Linked DNA regions of Homo sapiens: region 2 is linked to region 1. A link is an interaction called in ENCODE POLR2A ChIA-PET data of the cell type or tissue named here. Cell type or tissue: Panc1. All regions are shown on one strand. Each heading gives the region's core, and the rest is flanking DNA. Links, peaks and the distances in the headings are about the cores only.

What was found. Peaks named below come from ENCODE experiments on the same cell type or tissue, not always from the same donor. Only the 100,000 strongest peaks of a DNase experiment are listed, where the experiment ranks them.
Region 2: POLR2A ChIA-PET joins it to region 1 with 5 read pairs; 20 of 35 experiments call an interaction of 5 or more read pairs at or near these places.

What each region holds. Positions count from the first base shown.
Region 1 is chr17:63,429,440-63,437,556 of GRCh38, forward strand. CYB561 (cytochrome b561) reads right to left here. Exons shown (of 6, transcript NM_001915.4): 2 at 7,907-8,117; 3 at 6,615-6,713; 4 at 6,249-6,352; 5 at 5,647-5,804; 6 at 2,865-5,155. The coding sequence starts at 8,108. The coding sequence ends at 4,963. Among named protein-coding and RNA genes, the nearest start is that of CYB561, 13 kb to the right of the region's middle. RefSeq lists a silencer at 5,642-5,809 and enhancers at 7,119-8,033, 7,329-7,623, 8,034-8,117. In Panc1, for the core only: a CTCF peak has its summit at 5,647 (motif pointing left); a DNase peak (open chromatin) is centred at 3,952; H3K27ac peaks cover 4,308 bases.
Region 2 is chr17:63,633,068-63,641,184 of GRCh38, forward strand. The region is part of intron 2 of MAP3K3 (mitogen-activated protein kinase kinase kinase 3); the gene reads left to right. It also overlaps the pseudogene EEF1DP7. Among named protein-coding and RNA genes, the nearest start is that of MAP3K3, 15 kb to the left of the region's middle. In Panc1, for the core only: no CTCF peak of the experiment used is centred there; no DNase peak of the experiment used is centred there.

The sequences.
Region 1 (8,117 bases), core at 1,991-6,990:
GATCATAGCTCACTGCAGCCTCAACCTCCTGAGCTCAAGTGACCCACCCACCTCAGCCTCCCAAGTACCTGGGACCACAGTGCATGCCACCACGCCCTGCTAACTTTTGTTTTGTTTTGCAGAGATGGAGTCTTGTTATGTTGCCCAGGCTGGTCTTGAACTCCTGGCCTCAAGCTGTCCTCCCGCCTTGGCCTCTCAAAGTGCTGGGATTACAGGCATGAGCCACCACACCTGGCCAAACCCCCAGCTTTTTAAGAAGTCCTGGGACATTGGAGGAAAGGAAAAGGAGTGATTCATTTAAAATATTAATACTTCTTAAAAAGAATTTACCCTCAACCTTAATAAAAAGCTACTCAGAGTAGAAGCAAACAGCAAACTCAGCAGAAGTCTGTGTAGATCCTCCGAAGCACTAAGTAAGTCAGACTTTCTTCCCCTGGATATCTGCTCATGGGTACCTTTTGGTAACTGCAGGCAGACACAGTACGCACGTGCACATGGTGGCCAAACTCCCCTGCGGTCGGCTGGGAATGGGTAGGCGAACCAGCGGGGAATGGAGTCACCCTCTTTCAGCTTTAAAAACAAGTTGGAGGAGCTTGGAGTCTTGGCAGCTGAGTTATTCCATTCTCAGGAATAAGATGGGGCACTGATAACAGGTATCATGTCTGGAAGGCCCTGTGATGAAGAGAGGGCCCACATAGAAGAGAAGGTGCTCAGAGTCCATTCTAACAGGCCATCCTCTTGGGAGGTCCATTGTGTCCCAGACACTGTGATAGGGACTTCACATGTGTTCCCTAATGTATTCCTCACACCTCGACAGACGACACTGCTGTCTCCAAAACAAATGCAGAAGCAGATCCTGAGAGCTGAAGTTGCTCAGGGTCACAGAGGCACAGGTAGGCCTCTGAATCAGCCACACTGACAGCTCTTCCCTCCACCACGCTGCCTCCTCTCTCAGAAGGGATGGTCTGAAAAGAGCAAGCAACCCGAATGGCGCCCCACGGAGTGCAGGCGCTGGGTCCAGGAGGATGGCTTGGGAAATGCCGCGTGCTTGTTTGGAGAAATAACTCTATGCCACAGTCAAGAGGAGTCGCTTTGGGACCCCAGTAAGAAAATGAGGTCCCTGCTATTATCCAGCCAGAGATTCGTAGAGGAAGAGGTGAAGTGGCTGGCTGGAGAGGGAGGCATCATCCCTTGGTGACTGGGATCACTTCAATATTCACAGAGACCCATAAGATTCAGAGGCTGGTGCAAAAAAAAAAAAAAAAAAAAAAAAAACAGAAATGAGATGCTGACTGAGGAACCAGTTTGTGACATGTATCAAGCCTTGTGCTTTGAATGCTTTTCAGTAAATAAAGGTCCACACTCAGCTGGGCGTGGTGGCTCACACCTGTAATCCCAGCACTTTGGGAGGCCAAGGCGGGTGGATCACCTGAGGTAGGGAGTTCAAGACCAGCCTGACCAACATGGAGAAACCCCATCATCTCTACTAAAAATACAAAATTAGCTGAGTGTGGTGGCGCATGCCTGTAATCCCAGCTACTCAGGAGGCTGAGGCAGGAGAATCGCTTGAACCCAGGAGGCGGAGGTTGCAGTGAGCTGAGATTGCGCCATTGCACTCCAGCCTGGGCAACAAGAGCGAAACTCCGTCTCAAAAAAATAAAATAAAAATAAAGGTCCACATGGAAGCCTTGATTCAGGAGGGACTCTACAGGTGCCCTAAGGAAAGACCTCTCCGTTCTGGCTCCTACACGTTAGAGACCAGCTACAATGCAGAAGACAAAGTTGAGACCAACGCGGGGAAGCAGGGACTCCTGTTACCTTATTAGAGGATTTGCTGTTGGGTCCCTTTAAATAGTGAGCTCTGGTGAGTTTTTAAATTGCTTTAAGTAAGTCAGAGGTCCCCAGCCCCAGGGCCACAGACCAGTATGGGTCTGTGGCTGTTAGAACCTGGCTGCACAGTAGGAGGTGAGCAGCAGCGGGTGAGCATGACCACCTGAGCTCCGCCTCCTGTCAGATCAGCTGCAGCATTAGATTCTCATAGGAGTGCAGACCCTATTAATTATGAACTACGCATGCGAGGGATCTAGGTTGCATGCTCCTTAGGAGAATCGAATGATCTGTCACTGTCTCCCATCACCCCCAGATGAGACTGTCTAGTTTCAGGAAAACAAGCTCAGGGCTCCCATTGATTCTACATTATGGTAAGTTGTATAATTATTTCATTATATGTTACAATGTAATAATATAAAAATGCATAATAAATGTAACGTGCTTGAATCATCCCAAAACTATCCCCCACCCCCAGCCCTGGTCTGTGGAAAAATTGTCTTCCACAAAACCTGTTCCTGCTGCCAAAAAGGTTGGCGGCCACTGCTTTAAGTGACAAGGCACAAAGCGCACAGTACGATCCCACCCAAATTTGCCAAAAACTCACCTTCTGCCTGAGCCACGTACGTGGATCTAAAGTGGAATCTCAGCTCGTTCCAAAAGCTTTGCTCCTCTTCTTAAGGATCAAAAAGACTGATTTCAAAGGGAAAGGGGTCCATTAAACACTGGGGGACCTTCCTTGCCAAGGCTCTTATCAGGCTCTTGCAGCTCCACCATCCAGGCCACCCTCTCAGGCTGAGAGGAAAGGGCTTATCTAACCATGTGGAAACAACACTGCCTCTGCTGGGTCGAGACTGGACAACCGCTGGGCCTTTTCAGCCCCTAGGCCATGATCAATATCACTAATCGCTTTACCTTCTGTGCCCAGCCTGCGGATATTCAATTTCTCTCAGGCCTAGAGCTAACGTCATGTGTCTGGCTGCTAAAAGCTCCGGCTCCTTTTATTACCACAGTAAAGGAAGATAACAGGCGAGAGGTCTGCTGTAGACATTTATTGAATCATCTGTTGCACCAACAGCACATTGTATTTCACAGAAGATTGGCCACAGGCAAAATAAAATAACCCACCACAAATCCGCTTCTGGGGGCCTTCTTCAGCTCCTTAGTCATCCAGTGTTCACTTTGGCAAACAGACCAGTTTACAGACTTTTGTTGCAAATCTAAGGTTCCATTTCTCTCTGTAGCATTCCGGCTAGAGAGAGACACGATTGTACTTTGGTAGTTTGTCTAAGGCGGAGTTTTCCCACATGTAAACATTTCACTATACAAGTGTGTGCCAGCTGATTGAAGAACTGACGGCACCCCTACCCCTGAAGAGTGTACAGTCTAAACAGGAGGCGAACACTGTCATCCGGACAGGCTGAGAGGAGGCGGGGAAAGGGGCTCGAAGGAGCCTGGGCAGACCCTGCTGGGGAGGGGCCTGGACTACAACCACCTGCTCCCAGAAATGACACTGCCTGAGGCAGGAGACACAGCAAAAGCCAACTATGGGAAATCTGAGCATTAGAGGAGACTGGCCCCTTTCTCTAAGACGGCCTCAGGTAGGAAAAGGGCAGCCATTACAAGAAGAAGAGTCGTCAGGTTTGGAAACTGTATATTAAGCCCTTCACTGAAGTACACAGTGTCTGTGTGTGTCTCAAGCTAAGCCATGCTCCTCAAACACCCAAAAAGAAAGGAAAACAGGGAGAGAACAGTCACCAGATCCAAGAAGCACATGATCGGTGTTCTTTTTTTTTTCTTTTTTGAGCCTGTCGCCCAGGCTGGAGTGCAATCTCAGCTCACTGCAAGCGCCATCTCCCGGGTTCACACCATTCTCCTGCCTCAGCCTCCCAAGTAGCTGGGACTACAGGCGCCCACCACCACGCCTGGCTAATTTTTTTGTATTTTTAGTAGAGACGGGGTTTCACTGTGTTTGTTAGTCAGGATGGTCTTGATCTCCTGGCCTCGCACACGATCAGTGTTCTAATCACACTATTTCCAGGCCGAAGCCAAATGGTGACTCAGCTAACATGACACTCTTTATGGGGCTGGAGTGATGTGCAGACACCACGGGGGATGACTGTAGTTGTTCTGACTCCATCCTGACTTCCTGGAAAGATGGGCAGCAGATAAGGAGAAGGCTCGTCCTCCAGAACAGAGGCAGCAGCTCCAGCAGCCCCAGGGGGCTCTAGCCACAGCCAGCAGCAGCGGTTTTTCATTTAAAAAATTATAAGGTTTGTGCCCTCTGCCTCCCAGCCTGAGCAGAGCCTGGGTGAGCCTGGGAGAGGAAACCAGAGCTGAGCCGCAAGGGGGGTGCTACAAGGAGGGAGCCCCAGCAGGAAGGGGCTGCAAGGTGCCCCCCATCCCCAACCCCCATGTCTGGAGCAGCCTGGGAGGAGGCCCGCCTGCATCTGCCAAGAGAAAGTCTGTCTGAAGTCATGGGCTTCTATCCCCTCTCCCACCAAAGCCATCCTAGGGCTAAAGGGTTAAAGAAGAGGAAGGTCAGGACTACAGCTGGGCCACAGCCTCATCTCAGAGCTTCCCAGGGGCCAGTCCCTCCCCTCTCCTGGGGAACCTTGCTTTCACCACCAACATACTTTACACATCATATCACTTGCTCCTCTGCCAAAGGCCGGGCCCATTTGTGCCACGTGTTATTCAGGCTGGAGGGACTCCTTGTTTGAATTCAGCAGCCATCGTGGCCTTTCCAGGCCTGTCCCTGAGGCCCCCCCAGTTTCCCCTGGCCTTGCCCCAGGCATCTGCTGCCAGGAGGGTGGGGCCTCCTCTCTCGCTTCTTTAAAGATCTGTGCTCTGCGACCAGGACCGAACACCCGAAGTCCTACCCAAAGCCTTCTGCACTGAAGGGGGCAACAGAGACACGGGAGCCACACACAATGAACTGGTCTATAGCAGCGGAGAAAGGAGAAGCAGAGGAGGCGGAGACCTGACCCCAGAAAGCAGCACTCAAACAGATGCAGCTGCACCCACGCGCCCGCCTGCTGCCAGAGCCACTCTCCGGAGCCTGCAGTCCTGAAGACGCCTCAGCAGGGGCAGGCAAGAAGACACCCCGCGAACCCCCAGGGCCGGCCGGGCGCATCACTGGGAGCCGGGGCTATCTCCCTCCGTCAGCGTCTTGAAGTCCATGGAGAGGGCCTGCTCTTCCGCCTGGGAAGGCCGCTTCCAGTCGGCCCGGGTCAAGATGTAGAGCACCGCCCCACCGAAGCAGGCCAGCAGCAGGCCCAGCACGTTGGCCAGGACACCCTCGGGCTCAAATGCGCTATACTTGCCCCTGCAGGGGTGAGAGGAAGGGAGAAGCTGCCCAAGGGGTCACAATTAGGCCAAATGCCCTTTGTATCCTGGGCCTTAAAGATGCCATGGGGATTCCAGCACCAGCCCCTGCCTCCCTGCCCTGCCTGAAGAGAACAACCATCCCCCCGCCCCCAACCAGCAATCTCCAGCTATGGCTCACAGACAAAAAGAGATGGGCAATGTAAAAACCTAGATCAATATTCTAGCTCTAAGCAGTTGTCCTGCAGATCCTGCTGCGTGGTGGGAATAAATAGGGTGCCCATAGCCCAGAAGTTTCTTTGAAAGGGTAAAATCAAGAAAGCTAACCAAAGCCAAGCCCCAAGCACCCAAATCTTAGCAAGCATAACTACAGCCACCAGTTGTGACGCCACGAGAGGCGGCTCAGGAAGCCACAGCTGGGGAAGCTGAAGGCAGGGTGAGGTCTGTGCAAGGGTGGCCCAGGCCCTGCCCTCTCCCACCCAGGACACTCACCCGAGGTTGAACAGCAGTGCCTCCTTCAGGCCCAGCAGGGCGGTGCCCACGGAAAGGAGGAAGATGGTAGCACCAAAGAAGATGTGCTGTGGGCGGTAGCGGCTCCGCAGGGAGAATGAAGCTCCGGGGAACAGGAAGAAGCTGAAGCCCACCAGCCACTAGGATTTGAAAGGAGACGGTTCCGGGACAGGGCGGCCGGACACCCCAGCAGCCGAGGTCGGCCAGGCCCACACCCACGTGCCCACGTGGCGACTGTGAGCCCCTCAGCCCTGCCTGGTTTCCTTCCTCCTCAGCACAGTGGTGGGAGGAGCACTAAGCGCTTAGGGACAAGGGACCGGTCCCCCAACGCTTGAGGCCTTGGCACACTCAGAAAGCTGGGCTTGTGGCCAAAAGTGCTGAGTCAGCCATGGGGCGCCTGGGAGCTGGGCACCCTTGGCCGCCAATCCTAGCTTTGCACCCGCACAGGCCTGGGAAGGCAGCTCTCTCACCTGCACACACCCCAGAAATCAGGCCCTTCCATGAGGTACATTTCAGCCCAGCTCCCCTCCTCCTCCCACCTCCCTGGTAGGTGGCCCCAGGCCCGGGGTGTTGGAAGGACTCACCTGCACAAAGTACAGGACAAAGACAAGGATCCCGCACCAGCTGTGTAGGCTGTACAGGTCAGCGTAGCCCTTCTTCCTGTGGTAGTCGAACACCGCCACCAAGCCTGGGCCAGAGACAGGTCATATGAGGACAGGGTTGGATGTGGAAAAGGAAGGTGTAAGATGACCCAGGGGAACCAGCTAGCGGGACTTCTGGGCTTTAGTCCCAGCTCGAGGGCTGCCAGCACCTAGTGGCCCTGCAGGGGATGTTTGGGGTGGGGGCGGGCCCATCACAGCTCTGGGGAGGGAACAGAGCAGGTGAAGCGGCTGTTTGCCATACCTGAAGAGGCAGGCAGGTGGCGGGGAAGGCCGCGCCCGGGAACTCACCAACCAGGGCGATGACGAGCGCAAAGATGTGCAGCAGCCCGTGCAGGACCTTGGTGGTGCGTTTAGCTTCGTTCCTGAAGACACGGTAAACCAGCAGGGCTGTGGGAGGTGAGAGAGGGAACGTGAGTGCATCCGCCTGTGCGTGAGGCCTCCTGCCCCAGCAGCAAGGAGGCACCTTGGTGGAGAGGTGATGTGAGCTGACGGCTTGTAACAGGAGCCTAGCTGCAGGAACCGGAGGAGAAAGCCAGGTTCCCTGGGGACCCTGGGCAGCTCCTGGCCTTCTCTGAGGGCACCTAGGGCTGTGTGCACCTTAACACCCCTCCCCCACCCTCCAACCTCCCCCAGCTGTGCACAAAGAGGGCAGGGCCGGAGGCTGCACCACAGTCCCCACCACCAGGACAGGCAGTGAAGGCAGCGCCTCTGCCCTCGTCCCCACCTAAAGGAGCTGCCCGGCCCAGCAGACGCCCCCCTCCACCCACCTTCTTGTCAGGTGTCCTGCAAATTCCAGGCTGTGTTTGAGGTCCACTGTTGGTCACACTGAGGCAACAAGCAGCCTCTGAGTTCACCTGTTAGCCACGTGGCTCCTCACACAGGCCCCCACCTAAGCCTGGGCAGATGGTCCTACTCCTAGCAAGCAGGCGCCTGGCTCCCAAGCAGAACCTTGTGATCCCAGCCTGATCTCCCGCGTCCAGAAGAGGTGGGCAAGGCCAGGTCACGTGAGGAATGCCTCTTAGCTTTCTGCTGCTCAGGAATGGCTGTCACCAGGACCACCTCTAGGAAGAGCGGGTCAACCGGATGCAGATCCCGCTTCCTGGATCCCTGGCCTGGAGGCAGGTGGAGGCCAAGCACTGCCTTGCTCCTGCCCCAGGGGGAGGCGCTCTAGCTCTGCCAAGTCCAAGACCAACAACACACATGCGCGCGCACGCACGCACGCATACAAACTCTCACATATGATTACTTTTTTTCCCTCAATTCAAACCACCCCTGCAGCAGGGCCTGGCTCGGAGCCTCATTCCTTTCCCTCTGCTGCAAGAAGTGCCCGCCTTGGATGCTGTGTGTGGAAACGAGGTGAAAATGCTGGACCAGGCTGGAGAGGAGCTGCCACTCACCAACCTCAGAGCCTGGGTTTGGATTCCATCTCCCCAGGCTCTGAACCAGCTTCTGTCTCTGTCTTTTCTAGAATCTTAGATTTGTCCAACCAGAAGAGACCGCAGGGGTGACAAGACCCCTGCAAACTGCCTCTCAGGGACCCCCACAAGCCCGGGAAAAGAGGAGCGGCCCATGGGACTCACCATTTCCCTGCAGGAAGATCAGGCCTATGACCATGCAGAGGGGGTGCGCGTTGAACTGCAGGTCGCTCTCCCAGGCAATGCCGCCTCGGTACAGCCCGAGCCACGCGCCGGTCATGGCCACCAAGGTCAGGCCCAGCAGCTGGGAGAAGGCCACGTAGTAAGGCAGTGCTGTGGGGGTGGCTGCCGCGGCCCCGCCCTCCATGCTGAGGCA
Region 2 (8,117 bases), core at 1,179-6,178, 200 kb after region 1:
AAAACACAAAATTAGCCAGGTGTGGTGGTCCATGCCTGTAGTCCCAGCTACTCAGGAAGCTGAGACAGGAGAATCGCTTGAACCTGGAAGGCAAAGGCTGCAGTGAGCCGAGATAGCACCACTGCACTCCAGCCTGGGCAAGACAGAGTGAAACTCTGTCTCAAAAAAAAAAAAAAAGTTATATATGCCATGCAGTTATGGATCTATGATTTGGAGTCTTAAAGCCTTGTGTAAGCATTTCATCTGTTATGGGGACAGTATTCATATTCGTTTTTCCCCTTTACTGATATTTGGCAAATATTTAATTCAGATTCATGATCCCTAAGTCAGAAGGTTTTTAGCTACCTTACAGTATATAGTCAGGAAAAACTAATTAATTTGGTATTAGCTTATGTAAAATATAATTAAGAAGGTAAATTTATTAATTAAAATGTCACCTAGTATATTCTGAAGGCAATAATGAGTGATTTTGTTATTACTGTTTACAGTTATTTTACCTTATTAACCTTATTGATAGTGCCTGTTTTATTGAGAGTTGTATGCTTCTTTAGGAAAACATTGCCTATTTTCCTTAACATTTAAACTTGTGTGTCATTGACAATCTTCTTCTCACCTGTAGTGCCACTTACCTGTTTCCTGGGTACTTTGTTCTGCAGAGAGGAGTGAATGATGGGGAGCTTTCCTACCTAGTGGGTATCCAGTGCTGTGTCAGCTAGCTATATTGGGCATGTTTGATGAAAATTTGTGTATGACATTCTCCCTTTTGGTTCTGTTTGTTATCAGCTAACCTCCTTTCTTCTCATTTGCACCTTGTTTACCAATTCTTCAGAATTGGTTCCTAGAGATAGTATAAGGCCCTAAAACTTTTCCTGTCTGTGGTCTGCTAGATAGAGCCTTCCAGAGTATTTCCTGCCTTTAGGAATCCTAGGGACCCCAAGGGAAGAGGAGTCCTTTTGTTTCATGTTAAAACAGAAGGATTAGTTTAAAAAGCTGCTTTTGTTGTTGTTACCTTATAGTACTGGAGGTATAAACAGATAAGGGCCCATTCTTACACTATTTTCATATGTTATTCAGTCTGACTGTGTGAGTTCTCCCTTGCTATAACTCATTTGTATTCAAAGCCACTTTTCGAAGGAGCATTTTACCAGAAGTGAGTCCCCTCCCCCTTGCTTGAGCCTAATGACCTCACTTTCCTTCCTGTCTTCCTATGTAGTGTGTGCTTGCTAACATTGCTCCAGTTAGCTGATCTTTCTCCAGACTGGACTATTAGCATGAATATCAGTTAGTGGGTGAAAAGGGGAAGCTTTCTTGAATTGGAAGGCCCAAAAGGACGAGGCTGGGAAAAGGAGGGGCGGAATGGTCACTGATGGTTCCTTGAAGGAGGATTCCTTTTTAGGACTCCTTCTGCTTAGAGCCTAAAAGCCATGATGAGGGAAGTCTTGATCTTTTGCTGTGCCTGCTGCTGCGCTGGTAGAGTGAAGTCAGTGGTTATGAAGGCAGAAGCCTAAAAAGGATTGACTGTTAGGAAGTAATCTTAACAAGAGGTACTAGATCTTTGGATCCATGATTTACTTCAATGTTGTCAAACTTATGTTGCACGAAGGATACAAATTATTAACCTCAGTTTTTTTGTTTTTAAAGAAAAAACACAACAGCAGCAGCTCAGCCCTTCTGAACAGCCCCACAGTAACAACAAGCTCATGTGCAGGGGCCAGTGAGAAAAAGAAATTTTTGGTAAGGATCCAGATTACCTGTTAAAGCCAAAATGTACTTTTAAATCTGCTACTCATGCTGCAACAGCAGAATTCACTTCCCAGACAAGTTGTTTTAGTGGATTTGTAAAAAGCATTGGTTACCCGTGACCTGTGTTCAGTGCTTCTAGTCACCATTTCTCACAACAGTATTATTCATAAACAGCCTCTATCAGTGCTGTCCAATAAACCTTCTGTGATGACAGAAATGTTTTATATCTCTGCTGTCCAATGTGGTTTTGTAGCCACTAGCTACATGTGGCTGTTGAGCAACTAAGGAACTAAATTTTAAATTTTATATCATTTTAATTAATTTAGACAGCCACATGTGGCTAGTGGCTATTGTATTGGACAGCATGACTTTATGCACTATGTAAGGGACTGTTGATTTATTGGGCAAGAAATTATGTATATGCTTGGAGATGTGTAGATATTCATTGGTATGTTCATTCCTTACACACGTCATGAGTTTCTGTACATTGTGATAAGCTAATAATGGGAATCCTACCTAAGATTTCTGTTTTAGGAAGAATGTGAAGATGTGGAACTAGAACAGCTGTTTAGAAATTGAAGCTCAAAGTTTTATGTTAATATGGGCAAAAGGGGAAATAAAATGCTAAGATAGCTTTTCCTCTTAATGAAGTCAAGGTTATAGAATGGCCTGTCCTGGGAAGTGTAGCAGATGTTTTGCTTCTGACCAAGAGGGATATTCTTCAGCAAAATTCTGAAAGCAGAAAAAGACAAAGTCTCAGCAAATGCATTTCTAGGAAAGATAGGGTAAGAGGTAGTGCGGGGAAGATGTTGGGGAGAGGTATTTATAGCCTAGTATAATGAAAGGAGCCTGGTGATATTAATAATCATTTAACATCGGATTTTATAATTCACAGAGTTACACATTTATTATTATTATTGTAGTTTTTGTTAGCCTAGGCCTGAGATAGAATGAAACAGTTTTCTTCATTACCAGTTCTTCTGCCAGAAAGTCCATGCTTAGGAAGAGAGAGGAATGAAAGATCAAAACCTAATTTAAATGGTGAAGAGTTGCCAAATTTGGTTAAGAAATGTCTAATTGGATTACAGATTCAAATTACAGAGTCCCAGTTGAAAGAAGCTAAGCATTTTGGCTAGCTGGAAAGGTTGTTTATTCAAGGGTGGAATGGGGCTGGCAGAGGCAAACAGCCTTTCACTATGAGAATGGCAGTGCTGGCTACAAGGCAGAGTCGAGACTGGCACAGCTTCATGGAGCTCAAGCTTGGCCCAGCAAGGAAAGCCAGAGGAGCTGTGGGTTCATTAACAGGATTGTTTGGGTGCCGAGGCCTGGAAGAACTGAAAAATCTAATTTAATATCTCTGCTTAGCAAGACTTGAGACATCCTTTTCCCTAAGTAAACAAGCTTGGTAAGTAATTGAAAAAGAGAATGGATTTGAGAACAAATAGGCAGCTATGGAAGTACATGGGCAGTGAGCTATTAACAATTTTCTAGGAGGTAGATTCTGTATTCTCTGTATTCTAGGAGTACAGAGAATACTGTACACTAGGAGCATTTGCTGTATTCTCCCTTTTGTATATTGGGTCTCTGGAAGCCTACAGCGTGGTTAGAGCTGACTGAATATTCTTAGATGTGTGGCACATCCTACGTGTGGCTGGGTCCTATGGATAGTTTTGCAGGCCATGATGTGCAGTGTCCCTTTAGCAGTCATTAACTCACAGTGAGTTATCAATGGGTGTTAGTTCTCTGTGGGTCTGACAACTTAGTATAGTGAAAAGAGTGCTGGCCTGTGGCTGAACATGCTGGAGAAGAGCTTGCCTGGCCACAGGGACACAGCCACGCAGATCCAGCATGTGTCTCCCATGTGCCAAGTGGAGCCCCCAGCCAAGAAGGCAGCCACACTAGCAGAGGGTGACAAGGACAATGACATTGACCTGTTTGTCAGCGACAATGAGGAGGAAGACAAGGAGGCAGCCCGGCTGTGGGAGAAGTGGCTGAGGTGGTATGTGGAGAAGAAGGCCAAGAAGACTGCGTTGGTGGTCAAGTCCTCCATCCCGCTGGACATCAAGCCTTGGGACAATGAGACCAATATAGCCCAATTGGAGGCCTGTATGCGCTTCATCCAGCTGGACGGGCTGGTCTAGGGGGGCCTCCAAGCTGGTGCCCATGGGCTACGGTATCCGGAAGCTGCAGATTCAGTGTGTGGTGGGGGACGACAAGGTGGGGACAAACTTTCTGGAAGAGGAGATTACCAAGTTTGAGAGCGTGTGTAGAGTGTCGATGTTGCAGCTTTCAACAAGGTCTGAAGCCTTAGAGTGTGTGTGCGTGCATGCGCACGTGTGCAAGTGTGTGAGGCCCTGCCACTATTAAAAACTGAGACCAACCAAAAAAAAAAAAAAAAAAAGAGTACTGGCCTAGGAGTCATAGAGTTGTTACTCATCTATTAATGTAGGATTTTATAATTTATAGAGTGCTTTCAACAACAGTTAACATCAATGCTATAAGCATGTGTATAAGGTTTACACAGCTTTTACACAAAGGTATTGAGTAGAGGCAGGAAGTAAATCCAAGCCTTCTGATTCCTAGTCACCGTAATTTTACCATGTATAAGTCATATAACCTTTCTGAAGTGAGTTTTTCCATCTGAAATATAGACTTAATACTCACTGTGTCTACCTCTTAAGATTGTTGTAAGATCATAGACAGAATGTGAAATATTTTGTACATTGTAAAACAAATGTACAAATGTGAAGTTGCAGTGGTTATGTCACTTCTTATGTTCTGGCACTGCAGGTGTGAGCTTTGGGGAAAGCTTCTAACTACAACTGTCCATAGTGTTGTGGAACTGAAAGGATTAAGGTTTTTCTCTCTTTATGGGATTATCATTACTGTTTATCTGATGATCTTTGCAAATTTCTGAAGCTAGCCTAATTTCTGAAAATCCCAGTGGAGGAAGAAATGGAATCCTTATTTCCATGGATTCCTGTTTCCCTTGAATCTTATCAAAATGGTAGGTAGATACTTGAACAGAGTCTGGGCTCTGGATCTAACCCTCCAGATGTTCATGAGTGGGTGCTTCAGAACAGAAAAGCTGCTTTCTTCATGATAGGCACAAGCAGGGCAGGGCCTTGGCTATCATTTCTAGAGGAAGAGAATTCCAGGATCTGTTCCCCCAGCAGGGTCAGTGATTGAGCAGACTGTCTTTTGCTTTCAGTGTGAAAGACCTGGCTCTTCAGGACCTCCCTTCTCTTTCAAGGGTTGTTGATAAGATGGGCTGGCCAGTTTGAAAATAAGATATAAAACAACACACAAGCCTGGCATTATATTTTGTAAGAAGATTGCTTTATAATCGTCTCTTCCACTGATCTCCTACAACTTTCCAGAGTCATGCTTAAAAATAAAATTTTAATTTTTGTTGTATTTTTTTTTCCTTTCATTCACTTACTCTCTTTGGCAAAATAAGGACTGCAATTCCAGAAATGTGGGGAGGCATCAAAGGTATGTAGCAAATGCAGGGAGAGAAATCAGTACAGAATCAGAGCGAGGATAAGAAGAATGATGGGTAACTGAGGCCTTTTTCAGGTCAAGTTAGTTCATAAACCTTTGGTTAATAAATCCTGATTTTTCTGGATTCTTGAAAGCTTTTTGGGCTACATGTTCAGCTGTTGAGTCCAGACTTTGAGAAGGTCATTTCTGCTTTAGTGTTATTGTCAGTTATTCCTGTTGCTCCTGCTGAGTCCCTGAATCTGTAGCTCAACCCGACAGCCCGCACTGTCTCTCTCCTGAGCGTGGCTGTCACTACTGCTCTCACCGGATTGCCTGTGGTGGGGAGGGGACATGAAGCTGCTTAGACCTGAATTTCTGTACTAGAACTTTTTTCTCAGTAGCTGACACCTCCATTCAGTTTAACATGTGCCTATGGTCACGCTTCTCAGACACACAAAAGAAATGTATGTCGGTCAGGAGTGGTGGCTCATGCCTGTAACCCCAACACTTTGGGAGGCCGAGGCAGGCGGATCACCTGGCCTGGCCAACGTGGTGAAACCCTGTCTGTACAAAAATACAAAAATTAGCTGGGCATGATGATAGGTGCTTGTAATCCCAGCTACTTGGGAGGCTGAGGTGGGAGAATCGCTTGTACTTGGGAGGCGGAGGTTGTAGTGAGCCGAGATCACTGCACTCCAGCCTGGGCGACAGAGCAAGACTCCATCTCAGAAAAAAAAGAAAAAAGAAAGGTATGTCATATTCCCTGTACCCCAGGAATCATGCAGTCTTACTGGGAAGTGAGGACTACATGAAAAAAAGAAAGTATGATATGACTATGCCTCACTGTGTGGTACAGAGAGTAAGTGCTATAGAAGGCCAGGAAAATGAAAGATGAGCCTGGGCCAGAGGAGCTATGGAGTCATTTCAGGTGGAAGGGCACTTGAACTAGGCTGTGAAGGAAGTATAAACAGTTAGGTAGAACGGAGGAAGGGTGGCACTCCAGGTCAGGAAACAGAATGATTAAAGGCCTAGGGGAAGAAGCAAACATGGCTTGTATCAGGAAACAAGGTGAGCTTTGATCTGGCTTTAAAGGGGGGTCCCTGTGGGGAACAAACAGTGTGAGATGATCAGGTAAACTGAATGAGCCTAAATCCCAGAGGGCTTTGAGTGATAGCAGAGAATTTAGACTTTATTCCATAGATAATGGGTATCACTGATTACCTTATGAACAAAGAAGGAACATGGTGAAAAAGGTGATTGAGATGGTTGGAACTGTAGAGGAACGCAGAGTGGGTTGGAAATGGGGAGCTGAAATGTATCCTCACTCTGATTCTGTACTGATTTCTCTCCCTGCATTTGCTACATACCTTTGATGCCTCCCCACATTTCTGGAATTGCAGTCCTTATTTTGCCAAAGAGAGTAAGTGAATGAAAGGAAAAAAAAATACAACAAAAATTAAAATTTTATTTTTAAGCATGACTCTGGAAAGTTGTAGGAGATCAGTGGAAGAGATGATTATAAAGCAACCTTCTTACAAAATATAATGCCAGGCTTGTGTGTTGCTTTATATCTTATTTTCAGCTTTATACATTTATAAATGTATAAAGATATAATGCTTTATATCTTATTGACTCTGGGATCAAGGGGAAAGGGTCTCACTGAAGGTGATGTCAGGGAGAATGGGAAGCAGAGTCTTATACCGGAGGTCTTTGAGAGGAGAATTGAAATTTGCTCCCTGGCTGTGAGGAGGAAAAGGAAGGAAAGAATCAAGCATTACTCAGAGATGTAACTGTGTAGCTGGGAGCACAGCAGTACCAATGTTAGAAATAGTGACACTGAGCCAGGCATGGTGACATGCGCCTGTAGTCCAAGCTGCTTGGGAGGCTGAGGCAGGAGGATCACTTGAACCCAGGAGCTCAAATCTGTAGCGCACAGTGATTGTGCCTGTGAATAGCTACTGCACTCCAGCCTGGGCAACATAGCGAGACCCCATCTCTGAAAAGAAAGTAATAGTTGAGAAGGGAGACTAGTTTAGGAGAGTAGTTGATATAGACACATATGGCTAGATTGAGTTTGAGATTACAGTGGGAAAAAACCTCAAGAGTGTGTGAGGTATGTGTATGTGTGTACGTTGATTTTTGCAGGTCCATAATCTGTTATCTGCAGTTCTGAGATCCAAACAGTACTACAAACTAAAGGGGTATTTTTAGTTTTTAGTTTCTATTTATTATTTTTTAATTTGTAGCAGACTCATTTGGCAACCAGACCTGTCCTGAATAGACACAGGGCAATTTATGGTCTTTCTTTATTCTACTTATTGTGAATATTCATACTTTTCATTGCAAAAATTAGGATAGCTTCGATAAAAAGCATGTACTCTGTTAACAAATAGACTCCAAATCTCAGTGATTTAACACAGTATTCCCAGTACAAGGAGGGGGAGAACAGTGTTGCCCAGAGTTACTTAGGAACCTGGATTGAGGGAGACTCCTCTGTCCTAGGACATGTGCCTGCCAGGGAAGAGAGTATAGAACTTGATTCTGTTCCTAGCTCTTGGTCAGAACTAGGGACAAACCCCCCAAACTAACTTTTAAGAGGTCCAGGAAATACTTGAGCATTCTGCCTCTACCACAGTAGTACTGTCTCAGACACCCCCCACTCCACTGCCTGGGGAGGCATCACATGATTTATAGAACATCTACCATACTACCCCTCTAAATCCAAAACATGCATTCTGAAACACTTTTGGCCCCAAGAATTTTGGCTAAAGGATAATAGACCTGTATTACCATTTACCAACCACTTGTATATCAGGTACTGTTCTAATCACTTTACCCAATTATATGATTTAATTCTTTTGATAATTCCGTAAATTGGATACTATCATTCT